Linked DNA regions of Homo sapiens: regions 2, 3 and 4 are each linked to region 1. Evidence: read pairs that join two places in POLR2A ChIA-PET (ENCODE). Cell type or tissue: CD4-positive, alpha-beta T cell. All regions are shown on one strand. Each heading gives the region's core, and the rest is flanking DNA. Links, peaks and the distances in the headings are about the cores only. Region 1 has its middle 19 kb from the start of CLEC2D. Region 2 holds the start of LINC02390 (long intergenic non-protein coding RNA 2390). Region 3 has its middle 5.1 kb from the start of CLECL1. Region 4 overlaps LINC02390 (long intergenic non-protein coding RNA 2390).

Region 1 (6,102 bases), core at 961-4,960:
GTGTGGCGGAAACTTGAGGCTTGGAGTCCGCGGGACCGGAAGGGGCTCCGTAGCTCGGGGCAGGGTGGGCGCGAGAGAGCCTAGAAGCCCATGTAGCCGCGAATCCCGCAGCCCCAGTACACCTCCCTCCGTGCCTCCCCGCCTTTTCTGCAGAGCTCCGCCCTGGAGTGAAGGAGGAGCCGTCACCTGGAGCTCCGAAAAAAGCAGAAGAAGGCGCTTTTTATTTAGCCAGTGTGACCCCGCCAGGGCCTTCTCGGTTGGGTGAGCACTCTCTCTGACCAGGCCATGAAAAGAAAAATCTGTGCGATGCCTCCCCACATGTCACGGGACTCTGACTTGCCTTTGTCGTCAGAGTTTGCAGAACTTTGGGGGACCTGAGAGGGGAGTGCCCCCTGGACGGGCCACGGCTGTCTGTGGCTTAAGGGCTTTTGGAAGGGCGGAGAGAGGGAAACGGCGTCCTAGTGGCCTGCTTCAGGGCCACCCACGGGCCCTCCCCCAACCTCTCTCTGATCCAACTTGTTTTTCCAGCCTAGTTGGAAACTTGTGGATGCTGTGACCTCAAGAAGACTTGGCATTTTATTTGGAAGATAGACATCTATTTGCAACTGTCCTGAGCCCCTATTTTCCTCCCACCTTTCTTGGGGAAACTTGTTTTTAAGGGATGCCACTGTTTTTGTAACATGTTGCTCCTAGCTCTTAGCATTCATGGTACTGTTGTAACCGTCCAGTGGGTTCACTTTGTCTGCTAGATAGAGCCGATTTATCAAGACGGGGATTACAATGGAGAAAGAGTAATTCACGCAGAGCCGGCTTTGCAGGTGATGGGAGTTTTATTATTACTCAAATCGGTCTTCTTAAATTTGTGTCCCGGAGCAGTACGTTCTAACATTTTTTAGATGTTACAAATGTAACTTTTGGCTAAGTTACATTCCTACTAAGTTATATTCTTACTAACTAAGCCAAATGTTATATTCTAAAGAATGTTTACAGAACCGAAACTAAATATTTGTTACCTGGTACAGTTGTGAAACTTGTTTTTTAAAATGCATCCTGTGATTTAAGTTTTTCAGATCCTGAAACTGAGTTAAAATTTGATCAGTAATAATGCTTTATTTCTCTGTTCTTCTGAGAGATAATTCCTAATGTTGTTTTTCCAACTAGAAGTCTGAAGAGTTATTGTGTTCAGTGTGTACCTTAAGAGTGGTATGAATTTGCGGGAGTCAGGACACACTGTAAGAAAGGTAGAAGAGAAATAAGTGAGCAAGAGAGAAGTGGAACAAGATGCATGTGGGAATATTGCTGCAGGACTTTTCCTTATTTCAGCTAAAAATGGGATTCTTTGTCCCACGGCCACGGAAATTCAGGCTCGCAGATGGTTTAAAGGGTGTGTGAAGCAGAGTTTTATTGGGTGAAAAAGGGAAAAAAAGGGGGAAACAGGTACTCTTGCAGGGCCAGAGTCCTTCCGCCGGAGCGCTTCCCACCTGACAGTTTGAATCCCAGGTTCTACAAATGAAAAACTGGGGCCAGGCTCAGGCTTCTCTCTGCTGCAAACCTTGTGAACTTCCCAAGGCTCCACCTCAGTGGGCAGGCTAATTGGAGTTTCTCCAGGGACCCCTTCCCACCTGGCTGTCTCAGTATTAGTAGGAGGGGCTAGAGATGTAAAAAAGAAGAAGAGAAAGCAGGCACATTTAGAAGATTATTAAGAGAGGCAAATGGGAGATTTGGGGGAAGTTTTAAGGGGAGAGTTACACATTACCCTAGTAGCAATGAAAAAGAATTACGGAAGTCTTAGTATTCTGAACCTTTAAGACAATTTTGCGTTAGTGTAGAACCAGAAAGAATAAAGGTTGATATTTTTATATGAGCCAAAATCCAAACGATATTTACTGCTTAAGATCATCCAATCTTACCCATCTTTCCCCCTGTCTAGAATTTAAGCTGAAGCTCCCTGTTATTCTTGTAGATGTATATTAAACGGACGAAAGTTGGCAGGGACTTTTAAAGTATTATAATTTATATTCAGTAAAATTCACTCTTTTGGTGTAGATTTCTATGGTAAACATATATACTCATGTTACTACCATAAAAGTCAAGATATAGAGCCATACCCACCCACTCGAAATTCCCTCATGTCCCTTTGTAGAATGTCTCTTCCTCTACCGCTAGCCCTTGGCAACCACTCATCTGTTTTCTGATCTTGCACTTTTGCTTTTCCAGAATGTCACATCGATGGAATCTTGCAGTAGGTAAATGTAGAATCTGACTTCATTCACTTAGCAATAATGCATTTTCAAGTCATCTGTATTATAGTATGTATCATTTGTCAAAGAAAAACAAGTCTGGACTTAGGGAGAAACTTTATTCAAAAGGACTGTTGCAATAGGAATAACACTGATTTCAAAAATATGTTAGGCCAGGTGCGGTGGCTTATGCCTATAATCCCAGCAATTTGGGAGGCTGAGGCGGGTGGATCACGAGGTCAGGAGATTGAGACCATCCTGGCTAACCTGCTGAAACCCCGTCTCTACTAAACAAAATACAAAAAATTAGCCGGGCATGGTGGTGGGCATCTGTGGTCCCAGCTACTCGGGAGGCTGAGGCAGGAGAATGGCATGAACCCGGGAGGTGGAAGCTTACAGTGGGCCGAGATCATGCTCCTGCACTCCAGCGTGGGCGACAGAGACTCTGTCTTAAAAAAAAAAAAAAAGTTAGTGGTGTGGGAGAGAGCAGGCAAAGTCTAGGCGTTTCAGCAGGAAATGGTGCAATGTGGTCTGTGGTCAGGTTAAGGCAGGATGTTTTTTGCAAGTCTGTGCTTTGAGGCATTTAGGCAAACTTGCGGGCAAACACGTGTAGGGCCTGTGGGGAGGAGAAAAACCTGACAAAAGTTTGGCCAGCTAACACACAGTAAGAAATTGACAATTGTGAATGTGTGATCGAGTTTTTTCTTTTATTAGGGCTGAGGAATAGTTGTTTACCTCTTCAGCAGCTGAAGCATATTTGAGTTGTTGCTAGTTTTTTGTGATAATGAATAAACCTGGTGTAAAATATTCCTTACAGGTTTTTGGGTAAACACAAGTTTTCACTTCCCTTGTTTAAATACCTAGGGATAGGATGGCTAGGGCATGTGGTGAATTTACATTTACCATAACAAACTGCTTAACTGTTTTCCAAAATGCCCATAACATTTTGCATTTCCAGTGATGATGCATGAAAATTCCAGTTGCATCCTGTCCATTCTCTCACTGCTATAAAGAAATAGCCTGAGACTGAGTAATTTGTAAAGAAAAGAGGTTTAATTGGCTGACCATTCCACAGGCTGGCCAGGAAGCATGATTCTGGCATCTGCTCAGCTTCTGGGGATGCCTCAGGAAACTTACAATTCATGGCAGAAGGCAAAGGGGGAGTCCATACTTCACTTGGCCAGAGCAGGAGGAAGAGAGGAAGTGAGGGAGGGCACCACACAGTTTTCAACCGCCAGATCTCACGAGAACTCACTCTTATCATGACACAGTGCCAAGGGGGAAATCTGCCCCCATGATCCAATCTCCTTCCACCAGACCCCACCTCCAACGCTGGAGATTACAATTCAACATAAGATTTGGGTGGGGACAAAGATCCAAACCATATCACATCCCTTCCTCACCAGCAGTTGTTTCTTTTTCTGTTTTGTTTGCCACTCTAATAACCATGTAGTAGTCACTCATGGTTTTAATTTGTATTTCTCAAATGGCTGGTTATTTCAAGCATGTTTTTATGCACTTGTTTGCTATTCATATATCCTCTTTAATCAAGTATATCTCCAAATCATTGGCCCACTTTTTAATCTAGTTTTCGTTTTCTTATTGTTGAGTTTTGAGTTCTTAATATATTCTAGATACAAGTCGCTTTTTAGAGAGATGTTTTTCTGCCTTTGCTTGTCTTTTTATTCCCTTTTCAGGGTTTTTTTTCTAGCAGAGAGTTTTAATTACGTTAAAGTTCAATTTATCAATTTTTAAAATATTGATAATGCTTTTGGTGTTGTATGTAAGAAATTTTTGCCTAATTCAAGTTCACAAAAATGTAATTTTCCTCTTCTAATAGTTTTAGGGTTTGAGGCTTTATATATGAGTCTAAAATTTATTTTGAGTTAATTTTCTTATAAGGTATTAGGTGTGAGCTGAGGTTCACTGTTTTGCATTAGGACACTCAATTGTTCCAGCACTACATGTTCAGAAAATATTACCCCTTACCTACCTGATTACTTTCCACGTCTGTCAAATGTCAATTGATGATACACGTTTAGATTTGTTTCTGAAACCTTTTTTCTGTTCCATTGATTTATGTGTCTGTTCTTTTGTCAATATCATACTGTCTTTGTTTCTATTACTTTGTAAATTACGAAAGCAGGTTCCCTGATTTCCAAATTTGGCCATTTTTTTTTCCTTCAAAATTGTTTGGCTATTCTAGTTCTTTGCTTTTTCATATAATTTTAAAATTACCTTGCTTATTTCTACAAAAAATTCATACTGCAATGTTTATCAGTATTGCACTGAATCTCTAAACCTGTTTGGGTATAATTGACATCCAGCAATATTGCATATTCCAATCTATGAATATCTTATATCTCTCTGTTGATTCAAGTCTGCTTTGATTTCTTTGTCCCTTTGGTTTCCAGCTTTCATCATACTGATCCTAAACATATTTTGATATATTTATTTGATATCTTTCATGTTATTATAAATGATACTGTTTTTATATTTAAATTTCCACTTCATAATTATGAATATGGAAATATAAGTGATTTTTATATATGAACATAGGTAATCCTGTAGCTTTGCCAAATTCATTTATTCTCATAGCCATTTGGTAGATTCCTTAGAATTTTACATGCAGACAACTGTGTTGTCTGTGAATAGCAATGCTTTTATTTCTTTCCAATCTGTATGACATTTATTTCTTTTTTCTTGCCTTTTTGCCCCTAATAGGACATCCAGTAAAATGTTAAATTGGATTGGTGAGAGAGATCAGACATCCTTGCCTTGTTCTATGTCACTGGGGGAAAGCATTTATTCTTTCATCGTTAAGGTTGTTGCTAGTTGTAGTTTTTCTGTAGATGCCCTTTATCAGGTTGAAGAAAGTTCTTCAATTTCTAATTTGTTGAGTCTTACTATCGTGGATGAATATTAAGCTTTTCACATCCTCTTGCTGCATTTATTCAGATGCTCATATGTTGTCCCTTGTCTCATTCTGTCAATATGGTGAATTACATTGATTTATTTTCTGCTTCCCTTGTTGCTTCTAACCAGCTGCTTTACTATGGGGCTAAATCTGGATTGTGTATGTTTCTTTTTCATCCCAATTTCTACTCTTTTTCCAGTAACTGGAAGATTCCCTGGGGGTGGGGAGAATTCGATTTTTATCTCTAGCCCTCTTTGGGCCATTATTCTCATTTATGAACCAAGCCCTTTTGTGAAAGGAGTTGGCAGTAGGAGAATTGAAGTACATCTGATCTTAGTGTTGATTCTATGATAAATTTTTTCTCCCTACGATATTCCTGAGATTGAGATTCTGATGTTTCTATTTTACAGATAAAACTCTGCAAAGACAATGTCTAGCACTTATATCTCCAGTAACTCCTGTCAAGGTTTATTGTTGCTTGTTCATCATTGCAGTCCTGACTACAAGTGTGATTGCACTTTCTATTGTTTTGTCAGGTAAGTTACTTGTTCTCCAAACTGTACAATATTCTCCATATGTTTTTGTTGTCAATAAATATTTATTAAGCTCCATTATGTGCCTGTCACTGTGTGAAATGCTTGAATTACATCAGCAAACAAAATACACACAAAAGAATTCCTGCCCTTTGGAACTTATATTCCAGCAGAAAAACACAAGTAAAAATAAATAAGGGTGGAGGTATAACAGGTTGCAATAGGTTGACAAAACTAAGCCTTCTTAGGAAGGTGACATTTCAGCAACCTTTTGAAAGAGATGGAGGAACCATGTGAAGGAACCTATTCCAGGCAGAGAACAAGTAGACCAAAGCCTGAAGGAGGACTCTTCCTGGCTTATTTGAGGAAGAGCAAGGAGGCTGCTGTAGGTGAAGCAAAGTGAAGATGGAGA
Region 2 (6,102 bases), core at 1,842-5,841, 52 kb after region 1:
TTCCCAGAGCACAGGAGGAAGTTCTCTGAAGTTCCTTTATCTGCTTTAAGTTCAGACTCACCAAATAAGAAAACAGTTAATTCTGGTGCCTTCCATGGGTTTTCATTAACTGAAGTCATATTGTAGGAAAAAGAATGAAGTCTCTTAACCCACCTGGATAGATTTTTCTCACAAACCATTGTCTTCTCTGCAAGCCCAGTAGACTTTGTCCCAGGCCATTTATGTGATCTTCACCCCATTAAGTTCTCCCCAAATTATTTACTCTTCCCCCAAAATCACCCACACTTCCCCATCTCCCTCTCCCCTAAGGACAAGGGTATATCACCATCTATACCCCATTGCTTGGTGGGGTGATCACTCTGATTCTCTGCATGCATTTTTATAGATTTGTTTGCCATTTATCCTATTAATCTGCATTCTGTCAATTGTGGCAAGTTATCAGCATATTTTTTAACTTTTAATTATTCTTAATGGAAAGACACTTCTGTATACACTGGAAATCTCAGGAAATTTCTTTTTTCCTTAAGCTTAATTGAAATGTTTACTTTTCAGTAAAATTTCAAGCTTGAGTAATGTTCATGCCTGCTTTTCATTGAAATAGAATGAAAAGGTTGCACAATATTATTTTCATGAAATTACTTCTAGTATAATTCTGAATAAACACTTTGAAAGGCAGTGAACTGTAAATATATTACAGCTATCTCTTATTCTTCAGGGTGGGTCTCAATTATGTAAAAGATGATTGGCTTTCTGTTTTAAGTAATAGTCATTTTGAAAACACTTTAAAACTGTCAAGTGAAGTGTGATGGCTAATTTTATATGTCAACTTGACTGAGATAAGGTATACTCAGCAGGGAAAGCATTATCTCTGGATGTGTCTATGAGGGCTTTTCTGAAAGAGATTGATGTTGGAATCACTAAGCTGTGTAAAGATGATCTACCTTCACCAATGTTGGCAGGCATCATCCAATCCGTGCAGGTCTTACCCAAACAGAGCAAAAAGTCAGGTAGGGTAAATTTATTCTCTTCTAAAGCTAGGGCATCCATTTCTTTCTACTCTCAGACATTGGAGTTCCCCAGTTTCCCAGACCTTTGGCCTTACACTGAGAATTATGCTTTGTTTTATTTAGGCATATTTTAATAATACTTCATGTATTGGTCAGGAAGACATTTCCTGGTTCTAAGGCTTTCGACTCAGACTAGATTACAACACTGGCTTTCCTGGTTCTCTAGCTTGCAGAAGAGAATACTAGGAAGCTTGTACTTCCTACATAGGTAAGAAGAGGAAACAATCTCTGGCTTAGAAACTATGTAACCAACCACAATTCACAAAGATTCCATAATTTCCTTGGCAGGAGGCTAAGATCTAAAGCCCAATATGATTGTACTTCTCTTATCAGTTTTCTGCAAACAAAAGAGAATAGAACTAAAATACAGCTTTGTTAAAATAATGTTGATTCATTTGCATGAAATATCAGATCACAGAAAAAACATATTTTTATAAAATATGAGCTCTGTCACACTGGCCCTCATAGACACATCCAGAGATAATGCTTTCCCTGCTGAGTATACCTTATCTCAATCAAGTTGACATATAAAATTAGCCATCACACTTCACTTGACAGTTTTAAAATTAGGTTGTTTTTTCCAAATGACAAAAAGCAGGAGCAAACTGCAAGTGCTCCTGCAACACATCTAACAAGAAAGCCTTATCTGACTTTTATGAGGTTCGGTATAATGCCCAAACTGCATATTTCAAACTCTTGCCATCAGATTCACCTAAGAAGACAAAAGATCTATTGCCTTTGAACCTACATTCCCAAAGCGTGCAACATGAACTTGCCTACATCCAAGGGGTAGGACCTTCTTACGTAGTGAATTCCCAAAGTGTTGCTGAAATTATGAACAGTGCTCTGCCTCATACTGACAAGTGAAACCTCTATCTCTGATTGCCCAAAAATGTCTAATGAAGCTATAGCATCACTACAATTTGGAATAGACACTTAATCCAGAATTGAAGAGATATAGATAAAAATGAACTGAGTGCAATGCCAAGAGATAGGATAAATATGGCCCCCTCCAAAAAAAGATCCTAAGTCCATGACAGTGGTGCTAGAGATTTCTCACAAAACTCCAAGGAGTAAAACAAGAAACTATAAAGACAGATGGAGAACCACATGTTATGGTACATCATATAAACAACGAAGAGATGGTAGTCAATTGTGTAAGAATCTCGAAGTTGTTGGGTTCAAATAAAGAGAATTATGAAATGAAATAAGTATCCAATTAACACAGGAAATAATATGAACAATGGGGTTAGGAGAACAGAGATCAATGTAAGAGATGTTTCCAAAAGTAATGATGTTGTCATGGAAGTTGGCAGATGATCAAATTATCAGGTATGTAAAACTGATCATGAAGGTGTTCCAAGGAAATTACTCTAATTGTTTCATCAATATTGAACCCAAAATTAAATCAACCCAAACATAGAAAAGGAAAAAAAAAAAGGCAAAAGGCACAGTGTAATGATGCTCTCTTTACTCCTTTGGAAGGGATTGATAAAATTGCAACTACTTCTTGTATAAAGAATCATCCATTTTATAGATGACTACAAATTCAATCCTAAACCTTCAAATACAATGAAAAGAAAGTATGTACTGAGAGCTGGAATGACTACTCACCTAGGCCAAAGTCTCACCTAGGAATGAAGCATCAGGCACACAGTGCACTGAGCATGGCTGAAGGTGCATTGACTAATCTTCTAAAACCTACTCCAGAATGAGAGAGACTGGTACAACTCCATTTGTGCTAAATTTGGAGATATAAACAATATTTTGGAGTTAAAACCTAGAAGTTTTCAAATCTACATAAAAAATCAATTTCTTTTTTTTCTTGCAAAAGCAGAAAAGATGAGAGGACATTGGCACCTGCCAAGAGTGTTGATGAAATGGGGTACTTCCCTGGCCTCTTTGCAGGAGTTGCAAAGGGGTTGGCTTGTTTACTCAGCCCACAGCTCTCAACCCCTCATGGGAGGGGAAACTCACAGGTGAGTGGGTGTAGGGATCAGGATGAGGGCTTCTGTGTGCCAGCAGGAGTAGAACTCTGTGCTGCCCCATGGCAACATCTAGGGGAGTTCCCATGACCCCTCAAGCCCCAGAGGGTGAGTGTTACAGTGTGCTCTTTTAGCTTTTCTATCCACAGATGACAAGTATTTAACAGCTCAGTGGAGGGTCAGGGTGACAGCCTTTTGGACCTGCCTTCTTGGTACCTCAGTTCTTGTTTAGCGTCCAGGAAGAATCAGGTCATGCAAACAAATTGAAGGGTAGTGAATGTGGAGGATTTTATTGAGGGATGGAAGTGGCTCTCAGCGGGATAGGGAGCTGGAAAGTGGATGGAATGGGAAGGTGGTATTCCCCTGGAGTTCAGACAAACTCTTCTCCGAGGTCCCACCATCAAGCTGTCCCTCTGAGCTCAAACTGCTTCTCTCTGACATCCGGCTGCTTCTTCTTTTCTTTCTTTCTCTGTCACTCTGCTATTCCGCTGCTCTGCTGCTCTGCCACTCTGGTGATGGGGCCTGTGGTTTTTATGGGTAGAGGATGGGGTGTGGGGTGGGCCAAAAAGCAACATGTGAGTGGGAAAGCAGGAAATGCATGTTCTCATTTTGGTCTGTGATCCCAGGCTTGAGGATGTGTGGCTCTTGCTTGGGACAGCCCTCTTCTGCCCAGTATTTCCCTGCTTCCCACCCATATCACCAACACTGCTCCTAACCCTACTCAAAAGGTACATTAAAATATAGAGGTGGAAAGTTATATGCTGCTTCTCTCAGAGCAAACCCTTTCTCTCTTATGTAAAATAACTAACTTTCCTCCACAGCATAATTTAAAAAGAAAACTAATGATGACATTAGTCAGAAATCTGTAGACATCTCTACTCCTCTAGTAACTCTGAAAACTGGGTCTGCTAATGAGTTGGTAGCATTAAATCTGAAGACTGAAAGTTTTCTATTCTGTTCCTTCTCTTTTTACCCTTACTTTAGTGGAACAGTAAATTTCAGTAAAATCAGTGAAGGTGTATCTGCCAAGGTTCCAATCAACACAGAGGAAGAGAAGACTTGTTCTATAACTAAACTAGTAGACAACCCAGAAAAATTATCTCTACTTATAATAAACAGAAATCCTAATTACTGCATCCAACTACCTGACCATCATTCATTTTTAAGAGACAGAATTTTTAACGTTCCAAAGTTCTCACCCAAAAGAGATCTGACAGTTTCTGACTGCAATCCATTCTGGAGAAGTTGCTACTAAATTGAATAGAGTAAAGTTATTGTTCCTTTAAATACAATATCTATGAATGGACAATCAAGATTTATGTCCCTTAAGGCATAAGACAGCTGTTAAATGTTGTTCCTCCATTGTACTAATCAACTTCATACTACTGGAGGATATTTGTAAAAAATATTTATATATACACACATACACACACACTCTTAAAATAATTTGTGCTAGGTTATTTATTTATTTATTTATTTATTTATTTATTTATTGAGACAAGGTCTCACTCTGTTGCTCAGGCTGGAGTGCAGTGGCATGATCATAGCTCACTGCAGCCTCAGCTTCCCAAACTCTGGCGATCCTCTCACATCAGCCTCCCAAGCAGCTGGGACCACAGGCATGTGCCATTATACCTGACTAATTTTTGAATTTTTTGTAGAGACAGAGTTACACCGTGTTGCCAAGGCTGGTCTCAAAATTTTGGGGTCAAACAATCTACCTGCCTTGGTCTTTCAAAGTGCTTGGATTATAGTTGTGAGCCACTGAGCTCAGCCTGTCCTAGGTCTTTTAATGTCAAAAGAACACTTGCCCGCATATATATATATATGTATACATATTTGTCATTTCTTTGTCTTAAAACTGGAATATCCTGCTTTAAAACTTTAAGACAAAGTGTAAATGATTTTCTTTTTTTAATGAGAAATAGTCACCTTTTGTCAATTTTATTTGCTGATTTTATTGACTTGCGTATTCTACAGTGGAGACCTCAACATATTCTATGTATTGTGTTTTAGTAGCAAGGTGAACATATGTATGATATTTTCCACCTTAATGTTACTCTTTAATTGAATACATTTATAAGTTACATTAAAGCTTATTTTATGTTGAAAGAAGGAGCTAGAAAACTAGTGATGTTAAACAATGTGTTAACATTTATTTTCAATGATGAATCATTTAGTTTACAAGACATATCTTGTATTTTCTTTAGGTAATTGCCAAATCAGAGTCAAATTTATGGTAAGTTCATAGTACTTTAATATTTTATTAATATGAAATACTTGATTTTTACATCTTTAGAATTTTAATTGCACAAGGAGAACTTCCAATAAATATTTTCTGTATATAATTATGACACTTTCTTCACAAATATTACATATTCTATGCTCCAAGGCCTTGAACAATTTCTTGTGAAAATGTTGCTGCATTGTCACAGTTATTTCACAATTTTCATATAGAGAGGAATAGGGATTAAGTTATGTTCATTTGCTTTTTTTAACTTTTAAGTTCAGAGATACATGTGCAGGATTTGTAGATTTGTTACATAGGTAAACACATGTCATGGAGATTTATTGTACAGATTATTTTATCACTCAAGTATTATGCCTAGTATCCATTATTTTTTAAATTCTCTCCCTCCTTTCACCCTCTGCTGTTTGGTAGGCCCCCGTTTTTGTTATTTCCCTCTAGGTATCTATGTGTTCTCATCATTTAGCTCTCACTTACAAGTGAGAACATGTGGTATTTGATTTTCCATTCCTGTGATAGTTTGGTAAGAATAATGGCATCTAGTTCCATATATGTCTCTGCAAAGGACATGATCTTGTTCCTTTTTATGGCTGCATAGTATTCCATGGTGTATATGTACCACATTTTCTTTATCCAGTCTATCGTTGATGGGCATTTAGGTTGATTTTGTGTCTTTGCTATTGTGAATAGTGCTGCAATGAACATATGTGTGCGTGTGTAGTTATTATAGAACAATTTATATTGCTTTGGGTATACGCCCAGTAATTGGATTGCTGGGTCGAATAGTAGTGCTGTCTCTAGG
Region 3 (6,102 bases), core at 825-4,824, 87 kb after region 1:
GAAGAATGGGTTGAACTTAGGAGGCAGAGGTTGCAGTGAGCTGAGGTCGCGCCATTGCACTCCAGCCCTGGAGACAGTGCAAGACTCCGTCTCAAAAAAGAAAAATATGACTGATGATCTAGTCATATAAAAGTAAAAAAATTACTAGCATGTAGAGTATTAAAAGAGTGTTAAAAAATTAGGGTAAGTATGTCAATTTCTGCCATGAAAAAGGCAGCTGGGATTCAGCAGATCAATTTTGGGAATAGTGCAAACTGAGTAATATTCATTTTTTCAATCCATAAATACAGAATCTCTCCTTTATTTAGATATTCCTTAATCTATTTCAGAAATGGTTTGCATTGTTCACAGAATAACTCTTACACTTCTGTTATTAAACTTATTCTTTATTTTATTATTTTTGATGTTATTGTAAACAAAGATTTTTCTAAATTTCATTTTTGGATTGTTCATTGCTAGTCTGTAAAAGCACTATTACTATTTTATATTGATTTTTATCCTGTAATCTTGCTGAACTTGTTTATTACCTCTAATTTTTATTGCTGTTGTGAATGTTTTAGGATGACATGATATGCAAGATCATGTTATCTGCAAATAAAGACAGTTTCACTTCTTCCTTTCGTATTCTTGTTTTATTCCCTTGGCAAGAAACTCCAGCATGATGCTGAATAGAAGAGGTGAAAGCAGATCTACTCCATCATTTTCACCAATATCATCCCCAGGTTGGGTTATCAAGGACTGGCTTTGCAGCATCAGGGCAACGAGTCCTTGTTATGTACAGCGCAAAGACTTAGTTAATGAATTCAAAATCACTAATGTTTATTTTTACACAGTTCTTTCATATGCGATATATATATATATATATATATATATTTTAATAGTTTAGACGGAGTCTCCCTCTGTCGCCCAGCCTGGAGTGCAGTGGCGCGATCTCAGCTCACTGCAAGCTCCGCCTCCCAGGTTCACGCCATTCTCCTGCCTCAGCCTCCCGAGCAGCTGGGATTACAGGTGCCCGCCACCACGCCTGGCTAATTTTTTGTATTTTTAATAGAGACAGGTTTTCACCATGTCAGCCAGGATGGTCTCGATCTCCTGACATCGTGATCCACCCGCCTCGGACTCCCAAAGTGCTGGGATTACAGGCGTTGAGCCACCGTGCCTGGCCTATATGTTATATTTTTTTTTAACAAAGGTTATCCTATTATATTTTCTCTCTGTGTTAGACGTGCTTAAATTAAAATTTACATGTGTATTGATGGACCACAGGTCATATCCAAATCTGACTTAGACACAGACACATAATTGTGAGATCCTGGAGGTGAAGATAAAGACAATAATTGCACAGAAGTATATTTCTCTTAATGGAGGGGCTTCATGTTTATTTATGTATATGTTTTCAGTAGTGGTTTGTGTCATTAAGTTTTTGAAAAGGAAGGTTTTTTTTATATTTAGTTTGAAAAGAAGAATGTGCTTACATAGCCAATACTAAATGCAGTCATAAAAGTGTTTTAACATCTTTGTATGTTTGTTTCTTCATTTCTGTCACTTCATGGTACTTTTTAAAAATTTACACAGTTACTTGTTATTGTTCATATCTTCTGTTTCTTGGCATGTTGAATAATTCCTGATTAGATGCTGGATATTATGATTTATGTTTACAGATGCCTTGATGTTGTGGTCTTCGCTTAAAGCATGTTATGTTGGTTGTCTTCATTTAAAGACTATCAGGCAGTTAATTTACCTTACATGGAGATAAGTTTCATAATTTTGAAACCTGTTTTTAATTTTTGCTACGTATGAACTCATCTCACCTCCTCTTCAGGGATAGTTTATTCCTGCTACCAAGGTCTGATCTTTCTGAATGGCCCTGGTGATTACTGATGACAGCACAATAAGAGATTAAGTGTTAACAGCATTAAAATGTCAAAGATGCGGAACAGACAGTACAGTGTACTAAAAAATTAACGACATTTTGGGGGAGGCTAAGAAAAAGGAAGTTGTGCAGTTCCAAAAAGAGGAAATATGTTCTAAAATAAAGAGTAAAATATTAACTTAAAAGAAATCAGTAACTTCAAATGTAGATTTAAAACATTGAGGTTTACACAAAAGTGGAGGTACCAGTATTCTCTAGCTAGTAAATGATATCAAAGGTAACTCAGAGACATTTAGTTGTAAGCACATAAATTTGCTTAAGAGAGTTTTGTTAACAAAGACAAGTTACATGGGAGAGAGCAAAAGAGAGAGAACAGTTTTCAGTAATTTGGCTGGAAAGAGTTTTATTGTTCTTATGTACCTGAAGTATAGTTGGACTGAATACAAAAGTTGAGATCTGTTATCAGATTTCCTCTGAATTTTAGTTGCACTTTCTGCCAGATGACATAATTGTTAAAAAACACAATATGATTTTGATTTCTGATCCTGTGTCTGAGGCCTAACTTTTCTATCTGGAGACTTTCAGAATCTTGTATTTATTCCTACAATTCTGAAATTCTGCAGTGAGGTGTCTTTTAAGTCTATTTTTGTCCTTTCCATGGGGCATTCAATGTGAAGCTTTAAACAGGAAACTCACACCCTTAGCTTCTGAGAAATTTTTTTATACTTATTTCCTAATTTTCCTCGTATCTTTATTCTAATGTCTTTTTTCTAGCATTCCTTTTAGTGAAATATTAGTGCTCTTGGGTTGATATTCTACTATTATTATACTTTTTCTTTTATCTCTTCCTCTTTAGATTTTATTACCTAGGAAATTTCTCAAGTTTTTCCTCCACCCATTTTATAGAATTTGTTTTTTTATTTTCTTATAATTTTAATTTTCAAGGATTATTTCTTGTTGTGATCTTTTTTATAGTTTACTCTTTTTGTTTAAGTGATATACTATTTTCTTTCCCCACACCTGAGATTATGAATTATAAGAATATTTTAAGTCTTTCTTTCATTTTTACGATCAATTCTAATTTGAACTTCATCTTATGTGTACTTGTTTTGATCTTTTTTTTTTTTTTTTTGAGACGGAGTTCTGCTGTGTTGCCCAGGGTGAAGTGCAGTGACAAAATCTCGGCTCACTGCAACCTCCACCTCCCAGGTTCAAGTCAAGCGATTCTCCTGCCTCAGCCTCCCAAGTAGCTGGGATTACAAGCACGTGCCACCACACCCAGCTAATTTCTTTGTATGTTTAGTGGAGATGGGGTTTCACCATCTTGGCCAGGCTGGTCTCGAACTCCTGGCCTCAGGTGATCCGCCTGCCTCAGCCCCCCAAAGTGCTGGGATTCAGGTGTGAGCCATCGGGCCCGGCCTGATCTCTTACTTTTATTGGAGACTTTTCTAAATATCTAGTAGTCCTTAAGTGTCTAACAGCATGCAAGACTGAGGTACTAAATAAGCGAAGGGAATTTCTGTGTCTGGGATCAGTGGACATCACTGGATGTTCAGGCAGAAGTTATTTATTTCTTCTTAATCTCAATATTTGTAGGTCTTTATTATGAAGCAGGTCAGTTTTTTCAAAGAGAAATTCTCCAATTTTCTTCTTGGGTGCCTTAAGCCTGATTGTCGAGGATATTGAAGTCAATTAGGAGATGTCAAACTGTGTCCGGACTTGGTGGGTTCTTGGTCTCACTGACTTCAAGAACGAAGCCGTGGACCCTCGCAGTGAGTGTTACAGCTGTTAAGGTGGCGCCTCTGGAGTTTGTTCCTTCTGGCGTTCGGATGTGTTCGGAGTTTCTTTCTTCTGGTGGGTTCGGGGTCTCGCTGGCTCAGGAGTGAAGCTGCAGAACCTCAAGGTGAGTGTTACAGCTCCTAAGGCAGCGCGTCTGGAGTTGTTAGTTCCTCCCGGTGGGCTCCTGGTCTCGCTGGCTTCAGGAGTGAAGCTGCAGATGTTCGCGGTGAGTGTTACAGCTCACATAAGCAGTGCGGACCCAAAGAGTGAGCGGTAGCAAGATTTATTGCACAGAACAGAAGAACAAAGCTTCCACAGCGTGACCGAGCGGGCTGCCACTGCTGGCTTGGGCAGCCTGCTTTTATTCTCTTATCTGGCCCCCACCCACATCCTGCTGATTGGTAGAGCCCAGTGGTCTGTTTTGACAGGGTGCTGATTGGTGCGTTTACAATCCCTGAGCTAGACACAAAGGTTCTCCACATCCCCACCAGATTAGCTAGATACGGAGTGTCCACACAAACGTTCTCCAAGGCCCCACCAGAGTAGCTAGATACAGAGTGTCGATTGGTGCATTCACAAACCCTGAGCTAGATACAGAGTGCCTATTGGTGTATTTACAATCCCTGAGCTAGACATAAAGGTTCTCCACGTCCCCACCAGACTCAGGAGCCCAGCTGGCTTCACCCGGTGGATCCCACACCGGGGCTGCAGGTAGAGCTGCCTGCCAGTCCCATGCTCTGCGCCCGCACTCCTCAGCGAGTCGTCCTCAGTGGTCGATGGGACTGGGCGCCGTGAAGCAGGGGGCGGCGCTCATCGGGGAGGCTCCGGCCGCACAGGAGCCCACGGAGAGGGTGGGAGGCTCAGGCATGGCGGGCTGCAGGTCCCGAGCCCTGCCCCGCGGGAAGGCAGCTAAGGCCCGGCGAGAAATCGAGCGCAGCGCCGGTGGGCTGGCACTGCTGGGGGGCCCAGTACACCCTCCGCAGCCGCTGGCCCGGGTGCTAAGCCCCTCATTGCCCCGGGCCGGCAGGGCCTGCCGGCTGCTCCGAGTGCGGAGCCCGCCAAGCCCACGCCTACCCGGAACTCCAGCTGGCCCGCAAGCGCCGCGCGCAGCCCCGGTTCCCGCCCGCGCCCCTCCCTCCCACACCTCCCTGCAAGCTGAGGGAGCCGGCTCCGGCCTTGGCCAGCCCAGCAAGGGGCTCCCACAGTGCAGCGGTGGGCTGAAGTGCTCCTCAAGTGCCACCAAAGTGGGAGCCCCGGCAGAGGAGGCGCCGAGAGCGAGCGAGGGCTGTGACGACTGCCAGCACGCTGTCACCTCTCAAAAGCAAGTCTGTTATTCAGAATTTCAATTAATTCCTCTGTCTTTAGTAAAGCACGTCCTCCCTTAGCCTTGCCTAGAGACTCTTACTCTGAATTCAGGCTCCTTTTGGTTCAGTAATGCCAGGCAATAAACTTCCAATCTTCAGTAGACATACAGGGTTGCCGTTTGGTTGTTCAAGGGGCTCCTTGTATATATTTTCTACTAATTCCCCAGTTTTCCCCCATATTGAACCCATACGGTATTAGTTTTTTATTGCTAAATAACAAATTACCTTAAGCTTTGTGGTTTAAAACAATGCACATTTGTTATCTCATAATTTCTGTATGCCAGGAGTGTAGGCATGGCTTGGGTAGGTGCTACGCTTCAGAGACTCACAAGGCTGCAGTGAAGGTGTTGGCTGTGGCTCTCATCTCCTCTGAGGCTCATCTGGGGAAGGATCTGCTTCTAGGCTCACATGGTTGCTGGCAGCATTCACTTCCTTGTGGGCCATCAACTGAGGGCCTGAGTTTCTTGATGGCTACTAGCCAGAGGTAGCCCTCAGTTTCTTGCTGTAAGGACTTTCCCGACATGGCACCTTGCTTTCTCAAAGCCAGCCATGAAAAGAGTCCCCTCTGGCAGACAGTTATTATAATCTTAGGCACATTCCATTCCATTCATGTAATCATGCATATACCATTACCTTTGCTGTATTGTATTGATTAGAGGCAAATCACAAGTCCTATCCACATTCAAAGAGAGGAGATCACACAAGAGCTTGAAGACCAGAACACGGGGATGATGGGAGCCACCATAGAGTCTGTGGTGCATAGGGTCTCTGATGCTTTAGCGTCCAGGGAACTATGGCCTAAGTTACTGAACATAGTCCAAACTTTGTAGACATTTCTCATCTATGCCTAGTTGCTCCCAATCATTTTTTATTCTATTAAATGTTTTTATTAATATAATTTTTACTGAGACTTTAGAGAAAGCAGAAACAAATACATCTGTTGAATATTACAAATGTACCTGAAAGTACCCTATTGAATTTTTAGGTAGCCTTTGTTAGTTTGAGAATTAAAACAAAAAAACTTCACATCTATGAGAAAAAAAATCAGATATATTACTTTTAATGTTTTATTGAGTTTTCTTAAAG
Region 4 (6,102 bases), core at 452-4,451, 57 kb after region 1:
CCAGCACTATTTACAGGGGAATCCTTTCCCATTGCTCATTTTTGTCAGGTTTGTCAAAGATCAGATGGTTGTAGGTGTGTGGTCTTATTTCTGAATTCTCTAATCTGTTCCATTGGTCTATGTGTCTGTTGTTGCACTGGTACCATGCTGTTTTGGTTACTGTAGCCTTGTAGTATAGTTTGAAATTGGGTAGTGTGATGCCTCTGGCTTTGCTGTTTTTGCTTAATATTATTCAGGCTATTCAGGCTCTTTTTTATTCCATATAAATTTTATTCCATATAAATTTTAAAATAGGTATTTTTCTATTGAATCTGTAAGTTGCATTGGGAAGTACGGCCATTTTCAAGATCTTGATTCTTCCTATGCATAAGCATGGAATGTTTTTCCATTTGTTTGTGTCTTCTCTGATTTCTTTGAGCAGTGGTTTGTACTTCTCCTTGAGGAAGCCCTTCACTTTTCTTGTTAGCTGTATTCCTAGGTATTTTGTTCTCTTTGTAGCAATTGTGATTTGGCTCTCTGCTTGCCTGTTGCTGGTGTGTAGGAATGCTAGTGATTTTTGCAAATTGATTTTGTAACCTGAGACTTTGCTGAAGTTGCTTCTCAGCTTAAGAAGCTTTTGGGCTGAGATGATGGGACTTTCCAAATATAGAATCATGTCATCTGCAAACAAAGACAATTTTACTTCCTCTCTTCCTCTTTGAATATGCTTTATTTCTTTCCCTTGCCTGATTGCCCAGGCCAAAACTTCTAATACTATGTTGAAAAGGTGTAGTGAGAGAGGTTATCCTTGTCTTGTGTCAGTCTTCAAGGGGAATTCTTTGAGCTTTTGCCCATTTAATATGATATTGACTGTAGATTTGTCATATATGACTCATTATTTTGATGCCTGTTCCTTAAACACCAGGTAGATTGAGAGTTTTTAACATGAAGGGATATTGAATTTTATTGAAAGCCTTTTCTGCATTTACTGAGATAAGCATGTGGTTTTTGTCTTTAGTTTTATTTATCTGATGAATTACATTTATTGGTTGGTGTATGTTGAACCAACCTTGCATCCCAAAGATGAAGCCGACTTGATCGTGGTGAATAAGCTTTTCAATGTGCTGCTGGATTCAGTTTGTCAGTATTTTGTTGAGAATTTTTGCATATGATCATCAAGGATATTGGCCTGAAGTTGTCTTTTTGTTTGTATTTCTGCCAGGTTTTGGTATCAGGATGGTGCTGCCCTCATAGAATGAGTTAGGGAGAAGTCACTTCTTTCAAGTTTCTGAAATAGTTTCAGTAGGAATGGTACCAGCTTTTCTTTATACATCTGGTTGAATTCAGCTGTGAATCCATCTGGTCCTGGGCTTTTCTGGGGAGGTTGGTAGGCTATTTATTACTGGCTCAATTTCAGAACTCATGGTTGGTCTTTCAGGGATTCAATTTCTCCCCTGGTTCCGTCTTGGGAAGGTGTATTTGTCCAGAAATTTATCCATTTCTTCTAGATTTTCTAATTTATGTGCATAGATGTATTTTATGTTCATTTGAAAAAGCTGAAGGGTTAATTGGAGTACCAGAAATTTTAGTTTTAATTCTAGTAAAATGACTAAATAAAATTACGATGTAGGCATGCAGTAGATACCAGTTTAAAGTTCTGGCAAATCTCACCAATCTAAAAATTATGAAGGATAAAGATTATAAAAGTTTTATACAAAATTAGAAGTATTAGCATCTAAAATTACATAGTAATTTTATCATTTTATTAGAATTAAAGCCAAGATTTCTTAAATGTTTACACATACATTTGATATGGGAGTGCTGGGAAGGGAAGAACATGGTCCCTTTAAATGATATGCAGTGGGGGAAGGGAAGTGCTAGGTAGATGAGGGTGTGGTCTCTGGCTAGGGCTCCACTTCTGCCCTACTGCCATGAGGTTGGAGCTCCCCAGCCTGCCTGTCTGTGTATGCTCCCCTAGAGATTTGAGCAGTGGGGCACTGAAGAAGCAAGCCACACCCCCATCACATGCCCTGCAAGGGGGCAAGGGAACTTTTCCCATTTCAAATGGGGGCTTTTCCAGGATCTCAGAAGTTGAGTATGAGCAAATACAAAACTATGGGGTCTGCTTTTCTTCCAAAACCCTGCCACTTCTCTTTCTGTGGGTAAGATGCTCTGTTTTCTCTTTGTCTCTTTTCTCTCTCACATGGTTCAAAATGGCTATCTCTTTCTTTATAGTGTTAAGAGTTTTGTTACAGGCTGCAGCAATTTTACTAAGTAAAATGAGCATTTGGCTCAGTCAACAAAGATGCAAGTCAGACCAATTGTTCCTGGAGGTGCCATGTATGCCTCCATGTCGACAGCCACAGGTACACATGGCTCAGGGCACCTCCCGTTACCCTTTTTCCTCCCACTTCGGGTGCCTGGGTGTGCCCACAGCAGGCAAAGGCCAAGTTCAGCAGCCACGAGGAGGGTGGGAGGAAGCTGGGGCAGTAACCAGGACTGTACAAGGTGCTTCTTACCTGCCGTGCCAATGGAACATTCCCTCCCCTGGCCAAGGAATTAAATCTGGTCTGAACTGGGGGAAGAATGGGAAAGTTATAAGGATTAGGAGGGCCCACTTGCACTAAGCAAGTGGTTCTTCCCTCAGAATCTCTCCCATTTTTGCCCCTTAAGCTATTTTTCTGTTTTTTAAGTGAGAGGGCTCCCCATTCTAACACTGTTTCTGATAGGGAAGTTAACGGTGAAACGACCCCTGCTGGCTGAGAACTGCAAATTCAGCAGGGCATACTTGAGACTCTCTAAATGGACACAAACAGCTTCTGAAACGCCTTTTCAGTCCCAAACTTGATTCCAAGCTTCAGGCTGAGGTCCTAAAAAGGAAAACCAGGTCTGAGGGATCCAAAGCCAGGCAACGGGCACAATATAAATGGGCAGCCAATTTCTGCCAATTGAAACCTCCACCCCATGGAAGGAGGCCTTGCTTCGTGACATAAACAGGCCCAGGGAACTCAAAGTTTGCCAACAGCAGGGAGAAAAGAAGGCATAGATAAGGGCAGTTAACTCCTATTCTCCGGATTTTCTCTACTTCATGGGTACCTACCGCATTGGTACCTATGTCACTTGCCAAGGTCAAGGTCACTGGGTCTCAGGGACAAAAGGTGGAAAGTGAAGGGGGACACTGGCTTTCTCTCTCCATCACACCCTGAGTATTTGCTGAAAGAAGAGAATGATGGACACCTCTGTTCCCTGTCTTTCAGAATGGGCAACCAGTTCTCTTCACCACTTCCAGCTTATACTCCTCTGGAGTGTATCCTGAACCATTGGGACGGCTTTGACCCTCAGAATCTGGAGGAAAAACACCTCATAGCCCTACGCACAAAGGGTTGGCCAAATTATGATTTACAGGAAGGACTGAGTTGGCCTCAGGAAGGAACCATTCATTTCAATACCACTTGGCAGTTGGAACTTTTCTGCAGACATGAGGACAGATGGTCTGAGGCCACATATATGCAGGCTTTCTATATCTTGCAAGGCAATCGAGACCTTGGCTAACAATGTAAGATAGATCTAGCCCTCCTGTTTGCCATCTTAGGGAAGGCTGCAAGGGGCAAGCCTAGAGAATTAAAGATATGAGTCCCAGAGGCACCCCCAACAGGGGAGCCAGCTCCCTCAAGCCCTGCTCCTCCAGGTCTATCCCAACCTCCCTATCCAGCTTCAGCCTCTCACTTGCCCCCTCCTAGAAATCCTCACTCTAAACAAGCCCCAGTCTCACTCCTGCCCCTCCAACAGATGCCCAGTGAATTTGGGCCCAGTAAGGTCCAGGTCTCCTTCTCCCTACAGGACTTAAAGCAAATTAAGGAGGATATTGACAGGTTTTCAGATGACCCTTATAGATAGAGGCTCTCCAGAATTTCACCCAAATATTTGAACTCTCTTGAAAAGACATTATGTTACTTTTGAATCAGACCCTGATGGACACTGAGAAACAGTCCACTCTGCAAGCAGCAGAGAGATTTAGGAATGAGCTTTGTATCACATATAGCGTCAGGGAAGGGGACGAATATTCTCCAACTGGAAGAGAAGCAGTACCAGTGAATGACCCTAAATGGCATCCCAATGATGAGATGGAAGACTGGAGAAGCACACACTTTCAGGTGTGCATAGTGGAAGGCTAGTATAAATTTATTACTCAGGCAGCTCCTGATATCAGGAGGAAGTTGCAGAAACGATCCCTGGGATCAGCTAGTACATTAGAGGACCTCCTGAAAGTGGCTACCTTGGTCTTTTATAATACAGACAGGGAGGCCCAGGAAGAGAGAGGAAATACGCAAAAGAGCAAAAGCTTTAATGGCCACCATGCAACCCCACAAACCCTAGAATTCCCAGGGTACACCTGTTAGTTGCTAAAGATATTTCAAGAACAGTTATCTCTCTGGTAAAGTTTATTTGCTCCTGTGCAAGGTTTCATTTCTTTCAACAGAGTGAAACAACTTGGGGTACAATGTTATTGTTAGTATATTTTCTTCTTATGTCTGTAATATTTGGCACTAAATTCTTTCCTTTAATAATACACATGTTTAACCCATGCATACTTAACCTTATAAAACTTGTTTTTTCTCTCATGCCTGGAAGCCATCAAACTCCAAATGTTCAGGCAACCAGAGCCTCAGATGATGGCTCCGCTTTGCTAGGAACCCCCAGGTAGACCTCTCGGAAGCATCCGACAGCAGTTTACCCCAAAAGAATGCCCCCTGTCAGTGGGAAGCAGCTAAGACCAGTCATTGTCCATATTCTCATGGCAGTTAGATACACCTCTTCAGAGAGGGGAAATAATATGGGAGTGCTAGGAAGGGAAGAACATGGCTGGCTAGGGCTCCATACCCTGGCTAGTCCTGGCTAGGGCTCCACACTCACGGACCTAACTGAGAACAGGTATTTCCCGCCCAAATGTTGCATTTCCCAAGACCACCCTGGCCTGCCATGCCCCCATCCTGTGCCTGCAAAAACCTGAGACCCTAGCAAGGCAGATACAGAAGCAACTGGACATCAAGAGGAGCACATCAGCGGAGGAACACACAGGGAGAGGAACACATAGGTGGCTGGACATTGAGAGGAACACACTGACAGGCACCAGCATGCTGGTAGGCCACTGACTGACAGAACAATGCAGAGTTTGGCTGGGGCAGCTGGAGGACAGTCTGGGCCACTGAGCAGCCTGACTTCAGGGGAAAACCATCTCCCTTCTGACTCTCCCATCTGCTGGTAGCTATTTCCACTCAATAAAACCTTGCACTCATTCTCCAAGCCCATATGTGATCTGATTCTTCCAGTACACCAAGGCAAGAACCTCAGGATACAGAAAGTCCACTGTCCTTGTGATAAGGCAGGGGTCTAATTGAGTTGACTAACACAAGGCACCTAGAGCGGCTAAACTAGAAGAGCAAAACTAAAAGAGCACACTGTAACACATGCCTACTGGGGCTTCAGCTGCAAACATTCACCCCTAGACATTGCTGTGGGATCTGAACCCCACAGCCTGCCCGCCTGTAAGCTCCCCTAGAGGTTTGAGCAGGGAGGCACTGAAGAAGCCAGCCACACCCCCATCTCACACCCTGCAAGGGGATAAGGGAACTTTTCCCATTTCACATTCAAGCCAGAACTGTTAAGAGAAACAATGGGTAATTTTCTGGCTTATACTTATTCTGGGTTCCAGAGAAGGTTGGTGTTCTGTTTCTACCTTCAGAATTGCATTGGCTACTTAATCTAAAAGCTTTGGTCAAACAAGCTGATTGTGGAGTTAACTGCTCTTCATTAAAGCTACTTAGAGCTTTTCCACTTCATATTATTAAGCTTCTGTGAAAATTTTGCTTTTGCCTGGTTTCAGAGAGTAAGTTATTTAAAAAAAAAAAAAAATCTCTTCTTAGTTTTCACCGTACTCAACTATCAGTAGAATTTCACATACTTGATTGCTTCCTCCCTGATATTCTTTCTTTAAAAGAAACCCTCTCCCCACCCCAGATTATTATTATTTTTTTTTTTTGCAGTGGTCCTTCTCAGCTTTCTTTTGTGGTTCCTTTTCCTTTTTCCACCCCCTAAAGTTTGGAATACCCCAGTCCTTGTACC

Evidence for each region. ChIA-PET counts read pairs that join two places held together with the same protein. Peaks named below come from ENCODE experiments on the same cell type or tissue, not always from the same donor. Only the 100,000 strongest peaks of a DNase experiment are listed, where the experiment ranks them.
Region 2: POLR2A ChIA-PET joins it to region 1 with 71 read pairs; 13 of 35 experiments call an interaction of 5 or more read pairs at or near these places.
Region 3: POLR2A ChIA-PET joins it to region 1 with 16 read pairs; 13 of 35 experiments call an interaction of 5 or more read pairs at or near these places.
Region 4: POLR2A ChIA-PET joins it to region 1 with 113 read pairs; 13 of 35 experiments call an interaction of 5 or more read pairs at or near these places.

Annotation. Positions count from the first base shown.
Region 1 is chr12:9,648,116-9,654,217 of GRCh38, forward strand. It overlaps the pseudogene LOC374443. Among named protein-coding and RNA genes, the nearest start is that of CLEC2D, 19 kb to the right of the region's middle. RefSeq lists silencers at 1-126, 1,761-1,810 and enhancers at 397-466, 507-686, 2,586-2,765. In CD4-positive, alpha-beta T cell, for the core only: no CTCF peak of the experiment used is centred there; DNase peaks (open chromatin) are centred at 2,796 and 3,496; H3K4me3 peaks cover 4,000 bases; H3K27ac peaks cover 4,000 bases.
Region 2 is chr12:9,698,867-9,704,968 of GRCh38, forward strand. It overlaps LINC02390 (long intergenic non-protein coding RNA 2390), which reads left to right and starts at 4,518. Exons shown (of 2, transcript XR_931347.3): 1 at 4,518-5,291. CLEC2D (C-type lectin domain family 2 member D) reads left to right here. Exons shown (of 5, transcript NM_013269.6): 5 at 1-687. It also overlaps a transcript of CLECL1 not described here. RefSeq lists an enhancer at 3,306-3,355. In CD4-positive, alpha-beta T cell, for the core only: no CTCF peak of the experiment used is centred there; DNase peaks (open chromatin) are centred at 3,055 and 3,585; H3K4me3 peaks cover 566 bases; H3K27ac peaks cover 2,507 bases.
Region 3 is chr12:9,735,173-9,741,274 of GRCh38, forward strand. No RefSeq gene overlaps it. Among named protein-coding and RNA genes, the nearest start is that of CLECL1, 5.1 kb to the left of the region's middle. RefSeq lists a cis regulatory region at 5,267-5,519. In CD4-positive, alpha-beta T cell, for the core only: no CTCF peak of the experiment used is centred there; a DNase peak (open chromatin) is centred at 2,332; H3K27ac peaks cover 1,698 bases.
Region 4 is chr12:9,705,636-9,711,737 of GRCh38, forward strand. It overlaps LINC02390 (long intergenic non-protein coding RNA 2390), which reads left to right. Exons shown (of 2, transcript XR_931347.3): 2 at 3,237-5,283. It also overlaps a transcript of CLECL1 not described here. Among named protein-coding and RNA genes, the nearest start is that of LINC02390, 5.3 kb to the left of the region's middle. RefSeq lists a silencer at 1,914-2,013 and an enhancer at 5,081-5,170. In CD4-positive, alpha-beta T cell, for the core only: CTCF peaks have their summits at 2,709 (motif pointing left) and 2,914; DNase peaks (open chromatin) are centred at 676, 1,913 and 2,736; H3K4me3 peaks cover 628 bases; H3K27ac peaks cover 1,245 bases.